3 separate regions of the Homo sapiens genome follow, and regions 2 and 3 are each linked to region 1. Evidence: read pairs that join two places in POLR2A ChIA-PET (ENCODE). Cell type or tissue: OCI-LY7. All regions are shown on one strand. Links, peaks and the distances in the headings refer to the core of each region. The heading gives the core; the rest is flanking DNA.

What was found. ChIA-PET counts read pairs that join two places held together with the same protein. Peaks named below come from ENCODE experiments on the same cell type or tissue, not always from the same donor. Only the 100,000 strongest peaks of a DNase experiment are listed, where the experiment ranks them.
Region 2: POLR2A ChIA-PET joins it to region 1 with 6 read pairs; 1 of 35 experiments calls an interaction of 5 or more read pairs at or near these places.
Region 3: POLR2A ChIA-PET joins it to region 1 with 5 read pairs; 2 of 35 experiments call an interaction of 5 or more read pairs at or near these places.

Annotation. Positions count from the first base shown.
Region 1 is chr3:35,853,327-35,861,124 of GRCh38, reverse strand. No RefSeq gene overlaps it. Among named protein-coding and RNA genes, the nearest start is that of MIR128-2, 110 kb to the right of the region's middle. RefSeq lists a silencer at 3,879-3,928. In OCI-LY7, for the core only: no CTCF peak of the experiment used is centred there; a DNase peak (open chromatin) is centred at 3,924; H3K4me3 peaks cover 1,117 bases; H3K27ac peaks cover 1,395 bases.
Region 2 is chr3:35,652,351-35,660,148 of GRCh38, reverse strand. All of the region lies in intron 1 of ARPP21 (cAMP regulated phosphoprotein 21), which reads right to left. Among named protein-coding and RNA genes, the nearest start is that of ARPP21-AS1, 4.3 kb to the right of the region's middle. In OCI-LY7, for the core only: no CTCF peak of the experiment used is centred there; no DNase peak of the experiment used is centred there.
Region 3 is chr3:35,748,734-35,756,531 of GRCh38, reverse strand. The region is part of intron 19 of ARPP21 (cAMP regulated phosphoprotein 21); the gene reads right to left. Among named protein-coding and RNA genes, the nearest start is that of MIR128-2, 8.2 kb to the right of the region's middle. In OCI-LY7, for the core only: no CTCF peak of the experiment used is centred there; no DNase peak of the experiment used is centred there.

The DNA.
Region 1 (7,798 bases), core at 2,417-4,916:
AGTTTGTGGTATGTCTTTTCATTTTGTTTGTGGTAGGTTTTCAGAGGTGGCATTTATTTCTTTTAATGTAGTCATATTATTATTTCTCTACATTTTGTTTAAGAACTACTTCTCTTTTATGTTATACATGTATTAATAGTTCATATTTTTCTAATGTTTTATAGTTTTGCCCTGCACTTTTAAGCAGTTTATCCACAAAATATTTTTGTGAAAAGTCAGAATTGTAATTTGTTTTTTCCCCATATGTATAACAAATGTAGAAGACACTACCCATTGAGTAATCCATCCTCTACCCACTTATCTGCAATGACAAATATAACAAGGATTATAATTCTACTTTGCCATCAGTCTGTTCTTAGAGTTCTGCTCTCTTCAATTTGGTCTATTTGTTTATCACTAAGTCAAAATTACACTGTTTTAATTGGTAGCCTTTAAAACAAATCTTTATATCTTGTTAATAAATCTTTGTTTCTTGCTTCCCACCTTGTTATTTTCCTTCATTATTTTGACTATCTTTTGGCTTTGTCTTCTCATATACATTTTAGATTAAGTTGTCTATTTCTGTCAGTCATCTACTGTCTTTTCTATTGGCGTTAGGTTAGAATGAAGAATCAGAATGACATTATGCTAGCTATTCCTCTAGTATTTCCAAATTTCTACATTTAGAAATTTAAAGGAGGGAAAGTAAAGTTATCATTTTTGGGGCACGTGTTTCTTCATTCTTATTTTAAAACATAAAACAAAATCAAACTATGTAATAAATACTTTATATTGTGTCTTTGCCTACTTTTCTATCATATTTTCGTTTCCTATCTCCATGATTTGATTCTTTCATGCATTGATTATTTCATGCATTATTTGATTCATGCATCGAGGCATTCATGGGTACAGTTTACCTGGGTCAGAAGTTTCTATTTGTCTACAAGTAGAAACTCTCAGATAACTCTTTTTCCCCTCCATAAAAAAGCAACATTTGATCTTAAATTACTGAAGTGTATGGCTAAAACATCTAAATTCATTTGATGTTTAGACCCTTCCCAGCAAGGGCTTAAAAATAAAACTTTAGATGAGGAATGGAAATGCAACAATCTGTTTAAATTAAGAATCTCCTCTAAGAATTTTAAGGGGACCTACCACTCTCTGAGATGGATCTTGCTCAAAAATGAACCCTAATTTATTACTTCCAGTCCCGGTTTTTCTGTTGCTCAGTTGGTACTGAGGGCTAAAAATAGCAACACAGCAAACACCCAAAACACACAAAGTCTAACAATTTATGCTGCCAAAATGTAGAGAGAAAGTAGTACAAGAATATTCAGCAAATATTCAATCTCTTAGGGAATTAAAGGAAACATTATTCTCAATAACAGATTATCTCTAGGTTGAAAATGTAAAACTTTTTTTAACAGCTTCAGTCCATCTTGGAACTTGGATTTTTGCCCCCTTCTATTTGTGGCATTGACATAGCTCAGCAAATTTTTGTCTCAGAAAAAATTGAACAAGAGTAATTCTATTTTTTTCTTTCTGCTTTACAAATACAGCATAAACTTAGACTGTTACTTTCAGAAGTCAAATTTACAGATTCAACTTTGTACTACTAATCTTCCTTTTAAAGTTATATTTGTATCTACATTTTCAGCCAATATTTACTGTGTGCCTCTTCTGCGTCAGACATATCTTTAGGTACAGCATTAGAGAGAAAATACAGACATAATTTCCTACTCCTAAGGGGATGCAGCTTAATAGATGAAGACATTCAACCTTTGGCCCTTATCTATTCAGAATTGGTTTTTGAGTGATGCTTTGGGGGAAATCATCTCCTGATACAGAAAAACAAGAAGAAGTAATGAGACACGAAACACAGTGTGCACCTAAATTCATTTTAAATATACTTTAGTGAATAAGACAAGCTAGACAACTCTAGCTTCTGAAGACACATTGAGATTGAGTCATGGTCCCAGATTCTACTGGGAGAGATAGCTATCTAAACAGATTATTTTAATATCATATGATTAAAGGAAGCTCCTCACAACTTAGATTGAGACAAGTAAGATTTCACAGAGTAGGTAGCATTTGAACTAGTAAAATTATACAGTGAGTTCAGTAAAGACAAGATTTTCCATGTGGACGTTTTATGGGAAAAGGGGGAATTACACTAGATTTTACTTAATGATGAAGAGTGAAAGTCTAGAGTAAGCATTTTGCTAAAAATAGATTTGTCTTCATTGATAAATACTTCAAACAGCACTTGACTCAGAAATGTACCCAAACATTCTGTCTCCAATGAAGGAGAAACTCACTTTTAAACCATTTTTCATTTCAAATAACATTTTGTAGCTGTCTTCTAGTGGGTATGAACTGTCAACTCTCATTCATGTTTCCTTCCTTCTTGGGGTCTCCCTTTCATAGATATTGAGATCCTATAACCAGTAAACTTTTCCTAAAAAGTGTGAAGATCATGTGCAAACTGGAGAACATATGAGTCCCTTTGCTATCACATTGCTATTGATTTTATTTAAATAAATAAAACTTTCTACTTCAAAGAAGAAAGCTTTGATCACTTAAAGTCCCCAAGAAGGCTAAAGGTGGCACTGAAGTTGCCTTTCTCTGGGGATAATAAGTATAATTGGCTCAGTCACGAAGAGCACCTGTAGCATTAGAGCACCTGGTTAGCTACATGGATCCAGCTGTCCTTGACACCCCACTTTATGAATTAACTGAAAAAGAAAAAAAGAGGTAGAAGAAGGCAAAAGAGTCAGAAGGTAAGGATCAAAAACAGAGGGGTTTAGATGACAGTGCCAAAATTACATCTGGGGGAAGAGTAACACTGATTTGGCATAGATTCATTGAGAAGACTAAACAGAATCAATTTATAGCAAGCCTTTTATGAACTCTTTTAAGCTCATTTTTGTCTCCACTCAAATTATTGGCATGTCCTTGCACAATAGTCAAGAATGACAAATACCAAACAATTAATCAAGCAAAACTATCAGCATTTCAAAATGATTAATTTATGTGATACAGAGAAACTGTGATATACCAGGCATTGTAGGTAAGTAAAGCAAGCCCTGTATTGCTAATGGCTTACAACTGGGTAGAAATCAAGAGAGATTACTCATTCATTAATTTAACAAATATTTATTACACCTACTAAGTACAAGATTGTGTTTTTATTAATGAGTAAATAGCAGGGAACAAAAACAATAGGTTTTCTGCTTGTGATAGCTTATATTCAAATGAGAAAGAAAGAGAAACAATAAACATGTAACCAAGCAATTAAACACATACATAATATATCTACAGATAGTGACAAATGTTAGCGGGGGAAAAAAGGGAAAGAAAATGACTGGGTAGATGTACAGGAGGATACTTAAAATTGAGTGGACAGAAAAGTATCTTTGGGAAGAAGTTTGAACTTTGACTTGAGGGATTAAAAGCGATCATTCACACAAAGTACTAGGGAGACTGTTTCAGGCAGTCAAAGAAGTTAGTATGCTAAGAGTAAATTAGTTTGGCATGTTTGCAGAACAGAAAGAGGCTACAGTAGCTGAAATTTGGTAAATAAAGGAGAAAGTTTTATAAAAAGTTCAGAGAAGTAGCCAGGCATCTGGTCATATAGACTCTACATTGTAGAGTCTGGAAATACGTGATTAAAAATTTAGATTTTCTTCTAATTGCAGAAGCAGACAGCTAATGGTTTTAAAAAAGAACTGAAATGTTGTCAATTACATTAATAAAAAATGACTCTAGCTACAAAGTCTAGAAGAGACCATTATACACGCACCAAGAATGGAAGCAGGAAATCAATGAGGAAGTTGTTTTAGTAATTCAGGCAGAGTAGATGATGGTAGAAGTGACCATGATAACAAGCAGTTAGAGTGAACATGTATTTAGAAAATAGTGTAGCTAGATCTACTTGATCTAGTGCAGATAGATCTTGGCTTTGATATGAAAGCGAAAGAAAAAAGAGGAACCAAGAATAATTCTTTTGTGGGGAGCAGGCTTAAAAATCAGGTAACGATGTTATGATGATGGCATTTACAAAAAACAGGCAGATTTTAGAAGGTGCATTTTTGAGGAAGAAAATAAGAATTTTGTTCTGACATGTTCAGTCTGAGATGATTGTTGCACATTTAAGAGATATCCAGTAGGCAGTGATCATATATCAATGAAGGTGATATTACTGGGAGATAGCACTTTGAGAGGCCATTTGTGCATTGAGGGCATATGAAGACATATGTCCTAATGAAAAGTTTTTTGCAGTATTAAAAATTAAATAACTAGGGGCTTCTGGTTCTGAAAAGAGATGGCATAGACTCACTTTCCCTCCTCCTCTCCTCTAAATACAACTGAAAGCCCTAGAAATAATTCAACAGAAAACCAAAATATAACTCTGGGTAAGAAGAAGGTGAATTTATTAGGGATATCAGGACTTGAGGAAAGAACACGGTGAGTTCTCTGGGTTTTTGTTTTTTGTTTGTATTGTGGATTGGAGACTGGAGAGGTTTGGACTGCAATCCAAAACCACCAACAGTTGTAGACAAAATGATCAAACAAATAAGAAAACCTGGCTAAAGAACGGGAAGCCGAAGCACATCAGAGAGCCAGTGGGGTGTTTCAATCCCTTCTTCACAACCACACACTGGCAGTATCTCCAATTTACCCATAAAGTCACAGGAGAATCTCCAGTGGAGCAAATAAAGTCCACAGTGGCAGCGAGGACCCTGGCCACTCCACAGCCAGATCTCCAGCCAGCGGTCTAATTCTACCACAGCAGCAGCAACAGCAACAAGAGCAGCAGCAGCAGCAAAATCACAGTGCAACTATCCAACCCCTGTTCCATAACCAGCTACTTGTGGGTAGGGTCATCAGCCCAAAAACGTAGTATCAGAGAAGCTTAGCATCTCCAGCGAGTGTTATAATGAGACCCAGGTCCAACACCTCAACCTCTACAATAGCATTGCAATGGGTCTGAAATCTAAACACACTGGGGTTGTAGCTCACATAAGCAAACCAGAATTTATGCCAGAACAAAACTTAAACTAAAGCCAGACTAAACCTAAATAAGGCAACTGCATGCTAAAATACAACACTGAAAAAGGATCAAAAGTATTCTAATATAATGAGCAAACGATATGAGATATACTAAGAACAAAGGACCGAGAATCACAAGTTCGGTGACAATAGACAATCAACTGATGTCAATAGCAAAGTAAATCAGTGGTGAAATTGTTTGACAAGAATTCTAAAGCAGCCATCATAAAATTCTTCAATAAGCAATTATGAATTTTATTGAAAATGATGAAAAAGAGATCTCATTAAAAATTGATATTATAAAAATAATCAAATAAAAGAAAGGCAAAATATGATAGCCAATATTTAAAAAAAATCTGGATACTCAGTAGCAGAGAGGAGAGGACAGAGTATAGCATCAGTGAGTTTGAAGACAAAGCAATGAAATTTACTCAAAGAAAAAGTAGAAAACAAAACAAAACAAAAAAAACAGTGCCTTAAGAACCTGACAATAAAAACCAGTTCAACATTTGCACTGTTGATTAGTCAGGAGAGAATAGAAGAGAGTGTGAGATGGAAAAATATTTGAAGAAATAATGGCTTAAAAGTTCCCAAACTTGCCGAAAGGCATAAATCTACAAATTTCAAAAATCGGGTTAACTCCAGATGGGAAAACCTAAAGAAATCTAAACCAAGACACATCATAATTACACGCTAAATAACTAAACACAAAGAAAAAAATAGAAACAGCTAGATAGCTAGATAGACAAAATTATAGAAATAGATATTACCTACAGAGTTACACCAATTTGAATAACAGATTTCTCATCTAAAATCATGGAGGCTTGAAGTAAGTGGCACAGATTTTTAAACTCTGAATGACAAAAAAAAGTCAAGGTTGAGCCTATATCCAGCAATACTATCCTTCAAGACATCCTAAGATGGATAAAAATTAGAGAATTTGTTGCTACCACATTGACCATTAAGGAATGGCTAAAAAAAGCTCTCAAAAAATAAAAATAAATAAAAGCAGGAGAAGGTTGGAAACTTCAGATAGGAAAGAAGAATAATGTAATGAATAAAACTCAAGGTAAACATAATATACTGTCACTTTATGAGTTTCTTAATTTGTATAGGCCTAGCTCATTTTATTGTGCTTTGTTTCATTGCACTTCACCGATACTCCATTTTTTTTTACAAATTGAAGGCTTGTAGCAACCCTACATTGAGGGTCTACTGGTGCCAGTTTTCAAACAGTATGTTCTCACTCCTTGTCTCCTCATATTTCAATAATTCTTACAATATTTCGAGCCTTTTCATTGTTTTCATGTCTATCATGTTCATCTGTGGTCAGTGATTGATCTTTGATATTACTATTTTCATTGTTTTGTGGTGCCACTAACTATGCCCACATAATATGGTGAACTTAAACAATAAATGGTGTGTATTCTGAATGTTTCACTACCTGTCTATTACCCTATTTCTCTCTCTTCATTCAGGCCTCCTTATTTCCCAAGACACAACACTATTACTTCATTCATAAATAACCCTACAATTGTCTCTAAATGTTCAAGTGAAGAGAAGAGTTACATGCCTCTCTCTTTAAATAAAAAGCTAGAAATAATTAAGCTTAGTGAGGAAAGCATATATAAAGTCCAACAGATTTTAAATTGGCTAAACCTAAAATAGAACACACCATAGTACAATATAATCAAACTGTCAAAAGTCAAAGAAGAAGAGATAATTTTAAAAAAGCAGGAGTAAAGCTACTTGTAATATAGAGGAGAGTTTCCATAAAACTTTCAGCAGATGTCTTAGCATTCACCTTATAGGCTAGAAGGGAGTGAGATAGTATATTTAAAGTCTTGAAAGAAAAAAAGCTATCAATGAATAATGTAATACCTTGCAAAAGGCATACTGTCCTTCACAAATGAAGAAAAGATAAAGACATTTGTAACAAATGAAAGATTAGAGAGATGTCAGTCAGAATGACTATTATTAAAAAGTCAAAAAACAACAGTTGCTGGTGAGGTTGCAGAGAAAGGAATACTTTTACACTGTTGGTGGGAGTGTAAATTAGTTCAATCATTGTGAAAGACAGTGTGGCAATTCTGCAAAGACCAAGAGGCAGAAATATCATTCAAACCAGCAATCCAATTACTGAGTATATACCCCAAAATATATAAATCATCCTATTATAAAGATACATGGACATGTATATTCATTGCAGCACTATTCACAATAGCAAAGACACGGCATCAACCTAAATGTCCATCAATGATAGACGGGATGAAGAAAATGTGATACATATACACCGTGGAATAGTATGCAGCCATAAAATGGAACAAGATCATGTCCTTTGCAGGGATATGAAAGGAGTATCCTTAGCAAACTAAAGCAGGAAGAGAAAACCAAATGCCACACATTCTCACTTACCAGTGAAAGCTGAATAATGAGAACCCATGGACACATGGGGGAAATAACACACTGGGGCTTGTCAGAAGTGGGGTTTGGGGGAAGAAGAGCATCAGGAAGAATAGCTAATGGATGCTGGGCTTAATACCTAGGCAATGGGATGATCTGGGCAGCAAACCACCATGGTATATGTTTACCTATGTAAAAACCTGCACATTCTGCACAGGTACCCCTGAACTGAAAATAAAACTTGAAGAAAAAAAAAAGCTTAGAGAGTTCATCACCACTAGACCTAGCTTGTAAGACATGCTAAAGGAAGTTTTCAAATTGAAATGAAAGGATGCTGAAGTGCAACATGAAAGCATACAAAATT
Region 2 (7,798 bases), core at 2,207-4,706, 200 kb after region 1:
CACCTCTTGCTTTGCTCTATGTCAAAAAGGGGAAAGAAGTCAAGGTCCAAAAGCTGAGAATCCCTGAGAAGGATGCCAGGAAGGCTTGTCAGGGCTAGAACATTGATCTGTCCCTTGGCAAAGCCTCTCATGCTCTCCCTATGCCAGCAGATGGTGCAATGCACACCTGTGACTCTTGTCATAAAACAGCTCTCTGATGTTTTTATTACAAGAACTTATGTGACTCTTTACACACCCAGGTGTCATTGTGGACCAATGTCTTTTGACTGAGCTGCTCCTGAACAATACAGTGCTTTTGGTATAAAACAGGAAGCCCCTCCATCAGTCAGAACAACACACCAGCCACCTTTATTCTCTAAAGGTTTTCTCCTTTTGAGAAACTCATCTTACAACATGTGATGAATTACTGCTTTAAACTTGTATATTAACCAACAAAATGAGATTCAACCCTTTACTAACAAATCTCCTAGCTCTCTACCGCCCACTTTTCATGATCTGTTCCTCCTCTGTGTTCACCTTGATGTCTCTATCAGGCTACACACCTGCACTCCAGCACTTATCCTAGGGCCTTGAAATGATATGAGAGTCAGGCTGTAAGTTCACCAAGGGCAGGGATTGTGCTTTGTTTATCTCTGGGTCTCTAGGACCCGCCAAGATGTCTAGAATACAATAGGAAATGAATGCATGTTTCTAAAAATGTAAATGTCTTCTATAAATGTCTTCTAATCATCTAAACCCAGAAAGGTGTATTAATTTTTCAATTGCTTAAAATATTAACTATTTATATTATATTCATATTATCATATTTTAAAATGTGTTTTGAAGGCATAAATTTAACCAAAAAATCTGAGCTTGTGTGCTGTGTCTACATGAAGAACACAAGTGTTTGTGGACTCTGTGTGCATTCACAAGCATGTATGTATGTGTGCTGGGACGTAATGTTAAAAGTATTTCTTAAAATGGGTCTGTGTAAAAAATGTTGCAAGAATAGATGACATCGTGTTTTCATATCTATTTGAAGAAAAACTTGCAATATACATAGCTCATGTCTTGATTATCAAAGTCAGCAAGAGAGAATATGTGCTGTGTGGGGTTCCCGCTGTGAAATCCAAACATTATCTGTGAAATTCAAAGACTTTATCATTTAAATATGAGGATTGATGCCTCTGATGAAGATAGAGCATCTTAGTTAAAACAAACAAATGATTATCTTGGACAACAGTGTAAACAAGACCCTAATTCATGAAGCTGCTAATTGCTCTTCCCAGCTGCAGAAGATTGGCCTGCACTCCATCTCTCACTACTCACACTGTGAGTAACATTTGTACACTCTCTCCTGAAATTCAGCACAGCACAGGTCCAGCCTTACACATCAGAGCCTGGGGGCCAAAAAGGGGTCAGTTCAGAAAAGAACCTAAAAGGCAGCTACTTAAAGGAATTAAGTGCTTCATTTTATAGACATGTATTTACTTCTATGGCTGTGCTGGCATTAAGCTCATATTTAAATTACTTTATTTCCTCACAAGGCTTATGGGTATGTCATCAGGAGAAAAACCTTGGCACCAGTCTTTGTAACCAAGAGAAATTGATATTGCATATCATTTTTAGATTTTGAAAGTAAATCTAAAAATTGGTACCTGGATAACGATCATCACAAACTCCCAGAGTTGTTCATATTTAATTCCACTTAAATACAGATATCTTAACTCATAGCAAGCAGATAATAGGTATCATGTTTTCATACATTATTTCATGTACAAAATGCCAAAAAGAACACTTTACACATAGTGTTTTTAATCCTCACTACAACGAATCATTCACTCATGGAGGGAAGAAGAAAGAAAGAGAAAGAAAGAAAACGGTTCAGAAAGGATAAAATTCCCTGCCCAAAGTCAAACTGCATAAAAATTATTCAAACACAGTTCTCAAAAACCCATGCTTTTTCCACTGCCTGCCATCACCATGCCCAATCTATGAGTCTGGAATGTGTTCACCAAGAAGGGAATGCAAGACTCACCTATATAATCATGGGTACTGATTAAAGAAAGATGCCAAACCATGTAAAAACTGTATCTTTTATCACAAGAGAGTATTATTCCAGTTATCACTATCCAGAAATGTGCAATTACTTTTTATCAGTAATGTTGCTTCAGATATCCCACTAACATACAAAAGTGCATACTCAACATTTGATTCTCTAGTAATCTTAAAACTGAGAATCAAATTAACTATAGAAGCCCCTGTTACTGTAGAGTGGATGCACGACCACTGGTCCAAGGCCCAAATGTTGTCATATCTGGGAGAGCTATTTCTAAGGTTTATGGAGCCTCACCTCTACCACCATGCTAGGATTCGGGCTTGGAGATTACTTTGAGGAATGAAGCAGACCAGAGGCTGTTGGAACCTCAACCCACAGCTGCCTTTAGGACTAAGTCAACTGAGACTATCTGCATGGACTCTGAAGCTGGACATCAAGGGCTTGAAGACTGACTCCACCACTGACTCTGAGAAAGTTACCAAATGTGTTTGTGCCTCAGTTTTCTCATCTGAAAATGCAAATAATAAGGGTCCCTACCTCAAAAGTGGCTGAGAGGATTAAGCACATTAATATACATAAAGTACTCAGAAAAGTACTTCACACAGAGTTGCCATTATAAGTGTATTAGCTATTAACTCGTTCACTGAGAGAAACATATGCATTTTTTCAACAGATGTTTATTGATATCACCTGATCAGATCCCTGGCTAGAATTAAACTGCCAATTCTTCTGGAGACCTGATCTTCCAGACATTTCTAGAGACCTTAGTGTCTTTAAAAATTATAGCTACTTCAGAATGGTATGGGCTTCCTTCAGAAGCCACTGGGCTCTTTAAGTTGTGAATGGATGGCAATTTCTGAGGGCGTGTACATATATGTGGGAGGTAACTGGATGAAAGTTCTAGGCTGTCAGTTTTTCACAGTTAGTCTAAATGAGAGGAATAAACGTGTCCATGAAAATCATTTTTAAAGCAGCAAAGTTTACAGGAAAGGATTCTAAGAAAAATACCGAATGAGAAAATAGGGGAAGGGTACCAGGGGTAACACAGTTAAGGACTATGTCAGTCAGATTTTTCCAAATTCCAAAATTTGCCTAGGATCTCTGCCTGGAAAAAATGGAATTAGTACCATTTTTGAAGAATGATTCTCATAGAGATCATATCTTCTTATCTATTTTGTTTGAAATAAAGCATATTTTATTTATATAAATTGATACTTTTACCTCATACAACTGCAAATTCAGTTACTTGATGTAACTAAATGGTAGTGTAATTCTGCCTTTTTTAATTTTAAAACTATTATACAGTAAATTTGACTTTTTTAGGGGCTGTATGGTTTTATTAATTTTAACACTTGTATAAATTTATATAACCACCATCACTATCAGGCTACAGAACAGTTCCAGTTTTTTAACTTCCTCATACGACCCCTTTACAGTGACACCCCTCCCTTTGTCATATCTCCTAGCAGTCACCAATCTGCCCTTTGTCATGATAGTTTTATCATTTTGACATGTGATATAAATGGGATCATACAGTCTGCAATGACTTGAGATTGGCTTCTTTCACTCAGAATAATTCCCTTGAGACCCATCCAAACTATTGTGTCGATTAGTAATTCACTCCTTTTTACTGCTGAGCAATATTCCACTCTATGGATGTACTGCAGTTTATCCACCTTCTAAAGGACATTTGAGCTGTTCCTAATTTGGGGCAATTAAAATAAAGCTGTTATAAATCTTTGTCTTCACATTTTTGTGTTGACAGTTTTAACCTCTAATGCTCACCAATTTTTATTTTAAAATTTTCCTTGATTTTTAGAATATCCAGTCTTGTGGATTAGGGGATTATTATTATATCTCAGTGGATTTTGTAATCCTACACTGGAAACTCTTAGTACACACAATCTTAGAGAGAAATTTGTATTCAATAGTCATTCAAAACAGAGACTGCGTAACTCTGTCTAGTGGAATCTACTATCCTCATCTACTCCTTTAAAAATATGTTTTAAAAATAATTTTTAAATGAAAGTAAATTCAAAGTTATTCTAAGATTAGTTTGTTTTGAAATTTTATAATATTCCTTTGTTTTTAGATTATAAAATCTCAATCATGCAAATTCTACATTCTGGCAAAAAGTTTTATGTTTTAGATCAGTAGTTGTCAAATTCTGGTTCATGTACTGGCAACATCAACATCACTAAGAACTTGTTAGAAATGCATATACTTGGGCCCCATCACAGACCTGCTGAATCCAAAAATTCTGTATTTCAATAAACCTTCAGGTGATTCTCATGTATATGATGTTTTGAGAACTACTGCTTCAGAAATAACTCTCCTATGTGATAAAGAAGGAGGGCCACCATCTGAGATTTCCCCTTGAGGTGACATAAGAAAACTCACATTTACTTCCTTCTGTAATGGTATTCACTTAAGGAATAGGATGGCTCATTTGTGTTAAAATATGGGCCCTGAATCACCAATTGGCATTTAAAAGACATACAGTACAGCTCATTTTAGTCACTGGGGCAGAGCTATGAAATCAAAATCTAAAGTGTACAGAAACCCCTGAGTCCTCATTTGAAACAATAAATTCATCATCTTACTCTCTATTACTATCTTGCCATTTCATCAGCTGTGACGTGCAGAGAAGAGGGGTACAGGCAAGTTTCCACTCTTCATTGATTCTCTTCTATTATCCTAGCCTTAATGGGATATTGTTTATTAGCAATGAAAAAAGTGAATTCAGAAAGAAAAAAAGTAGAAAATAAGCTAGCCTGGAGCACCCCATCAGTCATAATAATAAAGATTATTCTTTTTATAATAAGAAATCTCAAATATATACATATATAAATGTAGATATCAATATACACACATATATATTTATCAAAGAGTATGCACATTTATTTTCTGTTATCTCTGCAGAAATATTTCTCAAAAGTAAAATAAAGTTTATTTCCTTGTCATGGGTTAAAACTTACCGGAGTAAACCTAGCTAATGCATATGATGAATTAGGTTAAGAAGTTTGTAGCAATATGTTTTATGTACATAATGTAAAATATATTGATATAAAATAAATCCTTATATTTACCTATAAATATTATTTCTAAGATTTTCCATTTCATCAAGTTAGGTAAATGGGAAAACAAAGAAAATTATTTTGGTTGTTAGTTTACTTCAGGTCATAAAATAAGATTTAATATTTAATAAAAATTAAGCATTGTCTTTAAATTTCTCTTTCCAAATGTTTTAACAAAGTCACTACCTTTGACAAATAATTAATAAACATGTTTATTATACCTACTATGCTTAACTTTTATTTAATGGTAAGGCTGAAACATCCGTTATCCTCACCACTTCCTTTATCTGAGAAACTGACTCCTTGAGGGTAGAAAGATAAAAAGGCCACCCTGATCCTGCACATCTGCTAAAAGCAACCGTCACCCTCTGCCAACAAACACTGAAAGCACAGTCAAGGAATGAGCGTGTGCATTCCAGGTGTTTGGTTTGCTTGGCAGAAAACAAATTGAGGACAAACAATCTGCGAAGAAAGCTCACATGGGCTAATTCTTATATAAGTTTTTCAGAAGATAATTGCAGGAGAAACGTATTAGTTAGAAAGGATAATTTCATGCTCAATATCGGTAAATTCCATACCTTTGTCTATCTGGTGTTACTTCTCCCCCATGGGGCAGAAGACAGGTTGTAAATAAATAATGTAGTGCCTTTCCCTGAGTTTACAGAGGAATATCTTAGAGCACGTATTTGAAGAGCAAGGTAATATGCCTTAACTGTAAACAATCACAAAAGAGTAACTTAAAACATGCACTTAAAAGCTCAAACCATGTGAATCCATTAGGAAAAAAAATGAAAATGCAATTTTCCTTTAAACTTCACTCATCACTTAATATGCATCTTTAAAACCATTTTTCATCTATTTTATCACCATTTATTTTCTGAAAAAATAATATTTTCTCTTAATCACTTATTCCTAGGCATCTGTTTGTTCTTAAGTGTGAATCACTGGGTCCCCTAAAGAAACCTCACTGCTTCAAATTAAGATGGGTGGTGAGTGCAAATATGGATTTAGATATGCCGTAGTATTTTTTCCTTATTTTTTTACTTAATTATATATCTTGTTGACACTTTATAAAAGCCAATGCTATAGAATGTGACAACCCTCCAAATTTATTTTACTTTTCTTTTCCAGTTATTCATGGACTGATACAATATTTGTGACTCAAACCACAACTTTACAGTATTTTCAAAACAAATATTGATATACATACAATTTCAGTGTACATATTCTTAGAAGTTTCAATGTTTTAATGGATAGTCAGTACATGTAGAGAAAGCAGGAACAAGCTATCATTTCTATTATGTGGCAAGTATTTTATACGTAACTCATGAAGAAAATATTAAACTCACAATGGTTAATTAACTTTGCTAGGTGAGTAAGAGGCAGAGATGGAATTCAAATTTAGATCACCATGATGTCAAACCTACCCCCTTCCTATGACACCGGGGGAGAGTGTGTCCCAAAGATATGTAAAATCAGGAGCTGATAGTCCGTGGCATCATTCGTGCCATAAACGGCAACCACAAGTATAGATCTGTGAAGCATGCAGACAAATTTCCGTGTACTTTGCGGCAGTTTCAAAAATTAATTTCCATGGCCTTCTTTGTCATGGCTTCACTATACCTACTTCCCTTAGCTCCTGATTCTTAGTTAGATGATACCCAGATGAGATAATTGAATTCTCTGTTTTGTGTGGCCGTTACATATTACAGGGTAATTCATATTACAAAGAAAAAAATTAAGGATGAAATAACTTCTTTCATTCTTCCTTCAACAAGAATCCCTAAATATATCATAACAGAGATAATGTCACTGCTATGACTACAGCCAAAAAGTAGATAGGTATGGACATTACATAGGCACACAAAGTCCCTTTCACACAGGAGGGAGTTTATAAATATCAGGTAACATTTACAGTACAAGACAATAAAACAAATTATTTATTTGAAATCACAATGCCACATGTAGCTTTTGATCAAACATAATCCAAAGGTAAACTCAAAATCAGTAGAAGAATACTGACTTTTCACTTATCACTGTCCCTGCGCCTTCAGCAAATAATACTCACAAGGCTACAGAAATCTTGGATTTCTATACAGATAAGAATTTTTGCCTGGAGAAACAAGGTAATTCAGAGTGCAGAAAGAGCAAGCCAAGTGAAGTAATTCCCGCAGAGCAGAACAAATGGCACAAATGACCTAATCAATACAGAAATAAGTACAGATTTCCTCCACAAATGGCCACATGGTAGCTTCCCTAACAAGTTCAGAAAAACATCACACTCCTTTCATGTAGATCTTCTTTACCATTTATCGATGTACCTCATCAGGAATACCTACATTTTAGCTGTCAATTCAATATATTAGGTAAATTTACCCAGTAAAATATATAAGCCCATTCAAGTTTGTAGGTCTGCTTCTGTCTCAATGCTGTAAATGCCTTGGCTAACAGTGCAAACTGTTTGATCCCTGCTTAAGCCTAAGGATCCAATCAATAAATGATGAAACAAGTGATATCTCCTCATCCTTTCTTAAAACATAAAAAACAGTCTATTTTCACAGCTAGATCAAAACAATGAGGTAATGTTTTCAGTGATTTTTAGAAAAATTGATTTTAGAGCTCTCTTCTCTTGCTAGATCCTTTGGGCAAATCTTTTATTATACAAATGGCCTTCTGCTGGATA
Region 3 (7,798 bases), core at 2,207-4,706, 100 kb after region 1:
GAAGGATTGGCTGACAACTGTGAATAGCACCTAAATGAAAGCATGGGGAAGGTCTGTGGTGGTTTCGTGGCTTTGGACAGGAGCATAAATGTGAAGGCTACTGCACGTTGGTAACATACTCTCCCAAAGAACGTTTGTGCAAATATGCCTCAGCCATGGAATCATACTATAACTACTGAACCAACTAGTGAACCCACTCATAAGACTGTCACTCGCATAAGCTCTAAACAGAGTGCCTAAGTTACAGTGTTTCTTTTAGAATTATACTAATTCGATGAGTTTCAGACAGTATTGTAGCCTTCCTAGGTTACAGTGATTGTTGCTGTGGAACCATTACATTTATGTGCCACTCATTTGGACAGAAGCGCTCTTGGTATTTCAGAGCTGGAGGGGGTGATTAAAACTGTGATCTTATGCTGTTGGTCTGGGGAATAGACAAACTAGGAGGTAATGAGTAAAATGAGCCCATGCTGATTGGTTTTGCTGAATTTGCGTTTGTGTCCCTGTAGTAAGCAGTCATGTCTAAAGACAGTAGAATGAAGAAAGAGTTTTAAAAAGCAGCGTCTTTCAGGGGTACTTACTTCTGAGATAGTGTCTTATAAGTTCAGCAATTTGCAAACTGCTTTCTATTCAAAATTGGAATACCACTAAAGTTTTTACCCAAATGTGTAGTTCTTGGAAATGAAAAATTTAAACACCATCCAAAAGCCTTGCAGTTTTCCCATGGGTACCACTGCATCTCTGAATTTGGAAAGCAAGATAAAAATAACACTACTTAAGATGCTCTTCACTCTTTTGTCACAACTAATTGCTACGTGAAGTCACAAATCCTGAGGGCCAAATTTACATTGGCTCTAGGGATACCACGGTGAACAAGAAATAGCATGGTACTCTTTGTGGTCTTTTACTAGAAAAGGAGAAAATCCCAGAAATTCTTCTTCATTATTTGGCTGTTAGATTGAGACTGTCTCTGGAATAATGAAGTGTCCTATCTCATAATGGAGAGACATGTGCAGAATAGAAAGAAAAAGAACTGATGAAGAGAAAAATGCAGACAACTAAAACATAACATGAGCAGCATCCTGAGTTTGAAGTGCAAATTTTATTTAATATAAAAAGAAAAAAAGAGTATAAAGAGAGTTGCAGGGAACTTGTGTACAGTCAAGAGTTAAAGATAGAAAATACAATGAGAAAACAGACTTAGGTTTGGGAAGGTGGTGGAGACAATGAAAAAGTTTTGTTTGTTTGTTTGTTTTAAATGTGCTTCAGAAGAAAAGTGGGACTGAAAAACAGGGTAGTTCATAGATGTAGGTGACAACTGAGAACAGAAATTGCTCTCAAAAAATTAACAAGAAACAAAAGGAGGAGAAAAGTAAAAGGGAGAGTCAAGATTTCATTCAGTTAAATAATCAGGTAAATCACATTCTTGGAAAAAGCAGTTTGAAATTTTTAGGGTTATTTTGTTTTTTATTTAGTTTGTCTCCTAGAAAAACTGCAAAGAAATGCTAGAGCTTTCAATAACATATATGTGTATGCTTTACTTGCCACCTTTCTTTTCTTGCCATCTTTAATCCAAATCTCCTTTTTCTTTCTGTTTTCGCCAAACGACTGCTTTCTACTTTCTTTTGTATAGTAAAGAAAACAGATAATGCTATAATTTGTCTTACTTTCCATCTTTACAGAAAATTCTAATAATACCAGTAGTTCTTAACTGCATAACAAATGTAAATTTAAACACCAAAAATCACATAAAATACAAAGTGCTAAAGCAATTACTGCAAATGTGCTGAACAAATTCCTTTTACTGTAACCTCCTAGGGGATAGAGAGAACCTGGCCATCTATACCGTTTTTGGGAATGTGTAAGATTTTTAGGTCTAAAAATAGCATGATTCTTATTATTTCTCTTAATAATGTTAATTTTTCTCTTAATCCCAGTGTTATACTTCTCATTCTCATTTTTGTAAATGGAATAATTAGACCAATTAATGAAAGAAACACATGAACATTTCCATAGAAACTTTTTTCAAACTAATATTTTCAGAACAGCATGTTCCACAAGGATTCATCCATGTGACTCCTCCCACTGATGTTAATAGACATCAGACAATTAAGTCCTCGTGTCACTCTTTAATAACTCACCCCTCTGCTTTTGGAAATATAATAATGCAGACACCCAAAGTATAAATCATGTCCTCAGAGCTGTCAAGTGTAACAACTTTTGCATTGCTTCTCTTAGTGTTATTAGTTACACCTATTTCCTCAAATAAAAATTACAAAGAATAGTGGACTCTAAATATTAAAATGTATGTAACTTATTAGGAAAATACATCTTTTTAAAGAATCATCAACTCTTAGAGAAGGCAAATTAAGGTATAAAGACAAAAATCCTACTGTTTATAAATTAATGCATCTTATTGGTCATACCAGTATTCCACATTCTTTCTTCAGCTCTGATGCTCCTTCTCCCCATCTCCAGCCAACCCCAAGGAGCAAAAAAATCAAGGTGAAGAACAGCAGAAGCACAAAGAATGAGAAAAGCGATATTTGAAAAAAAAAAAAAAAAACCTTCTCAATTACATTGACAATTACATTAATCAGTCAAGCTAAAAATATTGAATTCACTGTCAACCCTTACTCAACTGCTTTGGTTAAATAAATTTGTAAATTCCATTAAGGTACATTTTGCCCCATCCCAAATGTGTTTCAGAACAACATTAAAGAGGCAATAACCTTATTTCTTACTTGGAGCTGTTAATACTAACAGCTCGCTATTATATCAGAAACATTACTTCTAAAAGAAGGAACAAAAAAACTAAACACGTTACTATTTATTGAATTTCTATGAAGAACTATCAGAAAAGAAATTGTGGCTTTGGTCTCTTTTCAAATATACATGTTCCACAGATAATCATATCTTCCTGCCAGCCATGCCACTAAGTCCATTCCACTATTATTCATTCAAGAGTAAACTGAAATGATTGAAGGAAAGAGCTGCCAGGAGCAAAGGGTGATAGGGATACATTTTCACAGTCTGGTTATTTTCTGCCATCCGAACAACTGAAATGAGCTTTCATGGAAGTATTCTTATTTTAAATTTGTTGAAATTCCCAAATCACTAGGCGTACCAAAATTGAAACATATTATACCTTTGAAAATTTCCCAAAAGGTCTGAGACATATTCCTTGGGTGTTTGAACTTTGAAACACAAAATGTGTATATTCATATGTTGACATGAATTGATTTGTTAGGCTGTCATTCTATTCTATTTCATAATATTTAACCACAGTTTTGCTCTTATTTATATTTGAATTAGATGGTTGAGAGATTTCTGTTTTAGCCTTTTAAATATTCACACAACAACTTTACCTGAAGCACCGTATTTTCCACAAGGGAAAAATAAACCACCAAGAGATCTGGCTAAAATGAATATTCTCTCTTTCTCTCTCTCTCACTTACACACACACACACACACACACACACACACACACTTCCTGCCATACCAAAGTGAAAATAGGTACACATGTTATTCATGCATTTATGAGTGTCTGCTATGTTATAGAATCACATTATATTCATATGCTTTCTTAAAATTTGGATTTGTAAACATTAGCATATTAATTCTAAATACTAGCTGTAATTCACAAGATTAGAAATGTTGACTATGAAATATTAGAATTGTGCCTAATACAAATAATGTGAAATAAAATAATGAATTTGGGTAGGTCCTCTCCCTTTGCAACAACTTGTATATGAGCTGGCAATGAATAAAAATGTACTATTTATTACATTGCTTTCAAAACAGTAGACCAGTAGCGCCAGCATCACCTGGGAGTTTGCTAAAAATGTAGAATCTCAAGACACTCCAGAGCTTCTGCACTGAAATGCATTTTAACAAGATCTGGGTTTCCATGCACATTAAAGTTCTAGGACCCTGGTTATAGTAACCTTCTCATCTCCCATGAGAGGGCTTGGGGATAGCATTTGCAAGATGTTTTTACGAATCTTCAGAGGCTTAGAGTTGATTTGTGTACAGAAGAGCTAGAGGGAATTGAATAACTATAACTGAAGAGTTGAAAGGCATTTTGAATTTTTGTTCCAGAGGGAAACAAAAACTGGCCTATTTTAAAGTTTGTATTTCTGACAGGCTGACCCCCTCCAACTTCACAATTCTTCACCAAAGAACTCTTTAAACATACATCGTTTCCTCAGATGTAGAATACAGGATTGATTCAATGGCATCTAGATCCAAAAGGTCAGAGTGCTGTCTGCAGATTCCTGATTGATACTGTTATCATAGTATCAGTCAGCAAAATAAAACAAACAGGATATACATTCCCTGACCTGGTTTCCTCTTCCCTCACCATTCTTTCCTATATCTTTTATTTGCATGTATTTTTAGTTCATTGCAACCTGATTTATCTGCATCCATCGTTAGCTTCCCCAATTAGCTCAACAAACAAGAGGCCTGTTGCAAAGGCTCATTTCCACCTTCTCTATCTGGGAAGAAAAAGATCATACTCTGACAGTTGGAGAATCTCCAGTTCTTTTCTTATGAGTGGGGATAGGTAATGACGTATTTCCAAATTATTGAGATACTGTTTCCTCTTATTTGTGTGCTCTCTTTACAACTTGCAGGTATTAGATGGTTTTGAGTTTACATAGGCAGAGTAGACTCTGACAAGTCAGACTTTGTCAGACTGAATAAACTTGCTGAGTTTCTGAAATCTGTATCTGTCATTAATTCTGTAGGTGCTAAAGTAGCAGAAGACCCTCTCTGGCTCTGACAAGAGAGACTGCATTGGACCAGAGACTGGCCTTCTAGCCTCACTTTCCTCATTTAGCAAAATTAAGTATTTAAACTCCATTTATATTCATAGTACTCATATCTCATTCTGGCTGTTGAGCAGACTGTAAGGGATAGTCCAAAGTGAGGTTTATCTTAAATGTAAGTGAAAAGAGTGAGTAAAGACATTCCAAAAAATTCCAAAGACTTCCACTATTGTCTTCCGTGAGAAATTCCAATTCTACTACTGCAAGGCAGATTGGAGTATCGCTTACTTACTCACGCAGAACAGAGGTACATTAAATCACCATAAGAAAGCCCCATAAAAGCTGCATGGGTTTTGCAATACTATGCATTTTTAGGATTTCTTTTTCATGGCCTCCTTCTGAACTGTAATTTCAAAAGTAAAACATTTTAATGGAAAATGCTCTATGAAACTGCTTTTTACCCAAAATGAATCATTCAGCAGATAGTTGGGAGTAGGGGAGGGTAGAAGAGAAAAGGGATTTTATAAAGCAGAGGTGAGACACATCCCTACAGTTTCAGAATCCATATCAAATGATTTGCTGCAGTTATAATTTAATTTAACTTAAGGTTCCCTCATGCTCTTTTTTACCCTCTTTACTCTGCTATGTAGCTGTCTTGATTTCGTATTGTTCTATCTTCACGGCATTCAAGAATATAGACCCTCCTGGTCTATTAGGAAGGCAGATTGTTGAACTGTCCTTTGTAAACGGTCAACTTCATCACTCCTCTACCTAAACCTAAAGTAGTATTACTGGCATTAAGCAACAGGGCTGAAAGCCTGGCAAGTGAGAGATGCGGGCAGAAGCTTATAGGAACAGCTCACCCAAAGCCCAATCACTGTTCACAGGACTTTCACCTTCCAGACTATTTTTATGAAATGTTAACTTTTTTTTAGGTGATAAAACATTTCTTATTCAATTGCAAAAGGAACTAAAAGATAGCATGGTCTGAAAAACCAAGTCCCTCCTCTGTCTTTGCATGTCAGGGACACTGGAGGCAACTTTTGCCTTGAAATTCATTCCAGGGCTTTAGAAAGTCTTATGGTGGGGTTGTGAATATCCACCTCTCAGCAACTGATGGAACTGTAAACATAAAAACAGAAAAAATACGGAATACCTGAACAACAAAATAAACCAACCTGATTTGGCTGATATATATAGACCATCCCACCCAACAACCACAGAATACCCAGTGTTTTCAAGTGCTTATGGGACATTCAACTAAATAGGCTATTTCCTGGGTCGTAAAACCACCTCAAAAATTTTATAAGAACTGAAATCATACAGAATATGTTATTTAACTATCACAGAATCAATCAAGAATCAGTAACAGGAAGACAAAAGGAAAATCTCTAAACACTGGGGCATTAAGCAACACACCACTAAATAATCCACGGGCCAAAGATAAGGTCTCAGAGAAAATTTAAAAATATATACAAATGAATGAAAACGAAAATACAGCATATCAAAATCTGTGGGACACAGCTAAAGCAAGACTGAAAGGGAAATTTATAGCATTAAATATTTACATTAAAAAAGAGAAAAAAATCTCAAATTAAAAATCTAACTTCTTATCTCAAGAAACCACCAAAAAAAAAAAAAAAAGCGAAATAAACCTAAAATTAACAGAAGGAAGAAAATAATAAAGTAATAAAGATAAGTCAGTAATCAGTGAAATTGAAGCTAAAACAATATAGAAAAATCAATGAAACAGAGCTAGTTCTTGGAAAAGGTCAATAAAATTGATAAATCTAGCAAGGCTGACAAAAATAAAAAGAGAGAAGTTAAAAATCATCTATACCAGGAATGAAACAGGATATCACAACATATCCTGAAGCTACAAAAAGATAGTAAAGAAATAAAACTATCAATTTTATACTCTTAAATTCAGCCACTTGGAAGAAATGGGCGAAGACCTTAATGATCACAAACTACCCAAACTAAGCAAAGATTAAATATATAATCTGAATACTATAATCATAAAAAATTAACTCACAATTTAAAATCTCCAGAAATTATCTTAAAATACAAAGTTAAAAAAATGTTTCTGAAAATCTCTAGGGTCAAATGGATTTATTGGAGAATTCTAACAAACATTTAAAGAAGATTTAGTACCAATTTTATACAATCTCTTTCCAAAAATAGAAAGGGAAGGAACACTTTCCCATTCATTTTATGAGGCTAGTGTTACTCTGACACTAAACCAAACTTCTTCCCCCAATTCCCATTTAAGAACACACATAGAACACACATAGGATTTTATAAGTTCCTTTTTTTTTTTTTTTTTTTGCTTTTAGGAATGACCAAGATTTTGGAGAGCCGAGAATGAAGCTAAGTATATTTCTTTTTAAGTCAAACTTCATAGGAAATTTGGAGTTGGAAACCATTTAAAAGGAACTCTTTTTTGTTTTCTTTTCCTTTCTAGTGTGTGATTTGAATGTAAATGTCTCAGCTGCTTTCTGCCATTTGTTGTTATTGATCATCTCTACAAAGTGATATGGAACCCCAAGCTCAGTAGGGAGGCAGAAGACCAAGGCTCTTATATTTTCTGCTTTTAGGTCAACCTGTGTACTTGAACAATTAACTAAATATTACCTGCCTCTATAACATGGGCATGCTGGTTTATTTCTCACATGCCAGTTTTTATGCAATCATCCATGTTAGCATATAAAGGCAAAACTAGTAACCATGTTTAAGTTGTTCCAATAAAATGCTTAACACATGGGCTTAAAACCAGTCACGTCTGGGTGCTTTTCCCTACACAGTTAACCTTGAGACCCAGGATAATTTATTTCACCTCCCTGAGCAATAGTTTCACCTATCTGTAAAGAAGGAACGGTGTATTTCCCTTGCAAACTTGTGGTAGTGATTAAACTAGCCCACTAGAGATCCCGAGTCAATGGGAGATGTGATAATTGCTAATATTTTTGTGGCCTTAAATATGTTTCTCAACAAGAACAAAACCATAGCAACACAGGTACTAACTA